Linked DNA regions of Homo sapiens: region 2 is linked to region 1. A link is an interaction called in ENCODE POLR2A ChIA-PET data of the cell type or tissue named here. Cell type or tissue: CD4-positive, alpha-beta T cell. All regions are shown on one strand.

Evidence for each region. ChIA-PET counts read pairs that join two places held together with the same protein. Peaks named below come from ENCODE experiments on the same cell type or tissue, not always from the same donor. Only the 100,000 strongest peaks of a DNase experiment are listed, where the experiment ranks them.
Region 2: POLR2A ChIA-PET joins it to region 1 with 5 read pairs; 8 of 35 experiments call an interaction of 5 or more read pairs at or near these places.

The regions. Positions count from the first base shown.
Region 1 is chr6:194,646-197,145 of GRCh38, forward strand. The region is part of intron 2 of LINC03066 (long intergenic non-protein coding RNA 3066); the gene reads right to left. Among named protein-coding and RNA genes, the nearest start is that of LINC03066, 9.6 kb to the right of the region's middle. In CD4-positive, alpha-beta T cell, no CTCF peak of the experiment used is centred here; a DNase peak (open chromatin) is centred at 1,366.
Region 2 is chr6:297,839-300,338 of GRCh38, forward strand. The region is part of intron 1 of DUSP22 (dual specificity phosphatase 22); the gene reads left to right. Among named protein-coding and RNA genes, the nearest start is that of DUSP22, 6.6 kb to the left of the region's middle. In CD4-positive, alpha-beta T cell, no CTCF peak of the experiment used is centred here; a DNase peak (open chromatin) is centred at 943.

The DNA.
Region 1 (2,500 bases):
CAATATGGCGAAACCCCATCTCTACTAAAAATATAAAAATTAGCCAGGCGTGGTGACGCACACATGTAATCCCAGCTACTCGGGAGGCTGAGGCAGGAGAATTGCTTGAACCTGGGAGGCAGAGGTTGCAGTGAACTGAGATCGTGCCACTGCACTCCCGCCTGGGTGACAGAGCGAGACTCTGTCTCAAAAAAAAAAAAAAACACCCACAGATTACCAGAACCACACTCTTGCTCTGTGATGTGTGGGGCAGATGCATAGCTGAGCCTTTCTCGGATGGCTGGCGTGGGAGGAGAAGCGATCCACTGGCCCTGGATAATGGTTGATGGTGCTTTGTTTTGTGTATTGCTTCCTTCTATAAGGGCGGTCAGGGTCTCAATGGGAAAGAGGAACAAGGAACGTTAGAGAGATAATCGTTCCTAGAAACACGAAGAGGGGCCGAGAATTAGAGGACAAGAAGGAATGAATGTCAATGTTGTTAGGGACAATTAGGAAATGTCATACTATCTGCAAATACCGGATGTCTGAAATATTTTAGCAAAACTGAAATAAATAGATTAGAAGAATAAAGTTGGAGGACGCATGCTGCCTGATTTCAAGGATGACTATAAAGCTACAGTAAAAAAGACCATGTGGTATTCACCTAAACATAGACAAATAGATCAGTGGGTTAGAAAAGAGTCCAGAAACAGCCCATACCAATATGGTGTATTGACTTTTAGCGCAGGTGCATAAACAATTTGATGGAGAAAGGGGAGTCTGTTCAGCAGATGGTGCTGGGCAATTGTAGATCCACATGCAAAAGGAGATGAACTCAGCAGGTACCTCATACCTGATACCAAAGATAATTCAAGCTGGATTACAGACCTAAAGATACAATATAAACTACAGAGCTGGAGAAGAAAACATCGCAGCTGTTAGGAATGGGTATTTGTCTTTGTAGTGTTCCATTCATATCAAATCATGTCATGCTGTATAAGTTGTGTCTGTAACCAGCTTTTTGCCACTTAGCATTGCATTTTTCCAGGTCGTTAATGTTCCTCCTGCCCCTTCACTGATGCTGACTGTGCCAGGCCATCCTCTGAGCTCTGATCTAGAGGAGCGCTGTAAGGCAGAGGCTGCATAAAGAACCTGGCCTCCATGAGTAGGAATCCAGAAACACACTTGGCAGTCCAGCCCATCTCTCCCATGGGGTGGCCTTGGGATAAAGAGCATGGGCCCTTCTGCAGTGACAAAACTCAGAACTGTTGGAAAGTCATGGACCTCACAGAATCCTGAAAACAAAAAGAGAGCTGTGCTTCATGAGTCACCTCTGACTTCAAGAGGAGCTGTCTTTTCCCTTGGCCCCATTGCACGTGTTTTCCAGAACCACAACACCCTGCGATGTCTGTATCTGTGCCTGTCACTGTCTTATTTAAGAAAACCCCAAACCACATGAATTGTGATAAACAAAAGTATTTTGAATTCCACCCTTTAGGCTTATTATGACATAAAAAATCATGCCCTGGATGTAAGTGGGCTGACACTGCTGAATTCATGATAGGAAATGGTCATCTGACTTCCTTCTGGAGGAGAGGCCTGAGAGGGAGGGAGTGCTTTGACCGGAGTCCAGGGAGCACTGAGATATATTTAGCCTCTCATAAGCATGGGCTGCCAAGGTTAAGTCAGACCAGTTCTACTCCTCTGTGTGTCCTAGGACATCACTTGATCTATATTTCCTGTCTCAGTTTATCCTGAATGTAAGATTTACTCCAAGAGGGCAGGAGCTGGGCCACATCTGTTTCATTTTCATTTTCTTCTGTATTCCAAATATCAAGCACAATGCCTGGCATCCCACAGGCATGAAATAAAAATGTATTGAATGTCAGTGAATGAATGAATAATGTATGGATAGATGGATGGATAAAATGGAAGGGTGAATAGGTAGATTGGTGGGTGGATGAATGGATTGGTGGATGGTTGGATGGATGGATGGATGGATGGATGGATGGATGGATGGATATGATATATGGATGAATAAGATCGGTGGATGGATGGGAGAATGGATGGATGAATGCATGGATGGATGGATGGATGCATGGGAGGATAGATGGATGAATACATGGATGAATGCATGGATGGATGGATGCATGGGAGGATAGATGGATGAATACATGGATTGATGGACAAATGGATGGATGGATAGATGGAAGGGTGGATGGGTGAATGGGTAGATGGACGGATGATTGGATGGGTGGATGGATGTGAGGATGGATAAGATGAGATGAGATGGTATGACTTTTTGTTGGTTCTGTAGTTCAATTAGTTCAATTAGGGTGCTTTTTTTTTTTTGAGACGGAGTCCCGCTCTGTTGCCCAGGTTAGAGTGCAGTGGCACGATCTCAACTCACTGCAAACTCCATCTCCCAGGTTCCAGTGATTCTCCTGTCTCAGCCTCTTGAGTAGCTGGGACTACAGGTGCCTACCACCACACCTGGCTAATTTTTGTATTTTTAACAGAG
Region 2 (2,500 bases), 100 kb after region 1:
TTTCCACCTGGCAGCAGGTGACTTGGCTGCCTGCGTAATCCAGTCATCCATCCATGCACCTGTTCACCATATTGTTATTGAACACAGTCAAGACACTGTGTTAGATCCTGTAGTGAGCTGTTAATAGGAAAGACACGAAGACCCTGCCATGCAGATCAGTCCCAGGCAGCTTGGAGAGGAGCCTCCTGCAGGAAATGAACACTCAGCCACTGCTGCAGGACTGACAGACAGATGGCCACATGCCGGTGGGCTCTGGTTCCTTTCCTCTACACCACCCCCCGAGGGCTCTCTCTTTTCTCCATTTAATATTACATTTTTATTTCGTGTTGAAGAACAGATGTTAAAGGCAGTGTTCTAAGGGCCCAGGAGAGTATTCTCATATTCTTCCCTTTTTATATGCAAACTGGTTAAGTCCATGGCCAAATGGCATTTAAAATGTCTCTGTGACATTTAACCCTTCAAGGAATCCACCAAAGTTTTCCCCTTCATGCCTGGCTTTGAAACCCAGAAAGTCCTTTCTGACATAGAAAGAATTAAGATTCCGCTGCCACCCCCACCCCACACATGGCCTTGGGCAGCTGCTTGCTCAGGAGTTTACTTCTCAGCATCAGTTTGGGTGGGGTTCTTAGATGCCATGCATCCTGAAGGACTAAAATAAATGTTTAAAAAGTAAACTCAAAATATTTCCTGCCTTAGAAGCAGTATTCTTTTGTGCTTAAGTGCGTTTTTGTGGCTGAGGATTTGTGTTTTTGCATTTCTGTGAAGCTGTCCATCAGGAGGAACCATCAAGCGTGGAGAATCTTTAGGGTGATTTCAAAGCATTTCTGCAGAAGGATTCTGCCTATATTGTCTATGCCCAGACGGTCTTGTAACAGAAAACAGGAATCTTTGACCTGCGGAATGCCAGAGACCGTCTTCCTCTGTGGCCTGTGCTGTTTCGTCACCGTTTATTCAGACTTCCTCTTAGCGTGTTAGACTCTGGGCAGGTTTTAGGGACACATTAGGAGACAAGACAGATGCACCCTCTGCTGCAAGATCAGTCCGAAAGTAAGGAAATGAATACAGCCATTTAGTCACTGATAAATGTGGTGAAGAAAATAAAACAAGGCGATATGAGAGAGAGAGTGCCAGGGAGTTTGGTGGTCAGGAGAGACCTCCCTGGAAATGGTCATCTTGTGGGAGGCCACTCAGGAACAGTGTCCCCAGCAAAGGGAAAGAGCAGCAGTTTCAGAGGCCCACAGATGCTTAGCACCAATTCTGTGCTTATTACTTCAGCATAGTGGGACATTCCCAAGTTGCCTTTACAGGCTTTTTTTTCCAACTTGTCCTTGCTTTCTACCAGGTGGTAATGATTTCATTTTCTCTCTGTTTTTCTTGCTTCTGGCTTGAGCTCAGCTCCTGCGTGGCCTGACTGGTCAGCCAGGTTGTTGCAGATAAACACCTTGTGGTTCCCAGGTCTCCTCTATAAATCGTCTCTCTGCTGGAAAATTATTTGATTTTATTTCATGTTCTCTTTCTCTGTATTCAGGGATTACCAGCAACAAAAATATCGTGAAAATAGATGGGTCAAAATTTTTGGGTTTCAAGTCTGAATTACGAAGCTGACTAGTGTAGAAGTTGAAATATTCATGGGCCTTTTATTTAGTCTCCTTGAAACCAGCCCTGCTTAATCTTGTTTGTAATTCTATATGGAAGAGAATCATACTGTGACTACAGAGAGGGATTGAGCAACCTGCTTTCCATTTCCAGTCTTGAAACTCTAGCTCAGTCTCCTGGTCTGAAACATGAAGTTAAAGGTTGACTGACACAATTTGGTCTTCTCTTTACATTACTTAAAAATATTTAAAATGTATGTAAAATACTCATCTTCAATTCCTTTTAAGAAGTTGCCTCCTCAGGTCAGACTTCCCATCCTTGCCAGCACGCTGCTGCAGCAGCTCCCCAGCACTAGGCCCATGCCACAGGTGTGGCCGGGCACCGTTTCGCATGTGGAAGTCCACTCAGGGCAGAAAGGGGCAGCGTTCCCTCTCCCTGGCACAGCTCGTATCAGGCTTCACTCATCATCATTTTTTCTCTCTCCTTTCCTCTCACCCTGTTCACATTGTCTGTTTGTTCACTCATTCATTGGAGAAATGTTGACTTGAGTACCTACCCAAGGGAGAACCAATCGAGTTCAAAAATATATTTACAAAGAAGATACAGGCAGCAGGTAGAGATCGTAGACTGGAGGTCCATGGGCCCTGGTCAGCCCACAGATGGGTTTAGTTTGTCAACCACAGTATTTTAGTGGTTTTTAAAATTTAATTGACAATATTTGAAAATTGGGCTGTTTCCCATAAAACAGCCTGGAATTTGGGGGCCCTGGCCTGCGTCTCTGCATAGCCATGTTGGTTGGTTGCACCGTGGTCACTTCCTTAGATGTGGGTGAGATTGGAGAATGCCTTCGGGCTCGGGCTCAGGCTGAAGACATTTGAGGGTCCACTCCTGAAAGGTCTCCCTT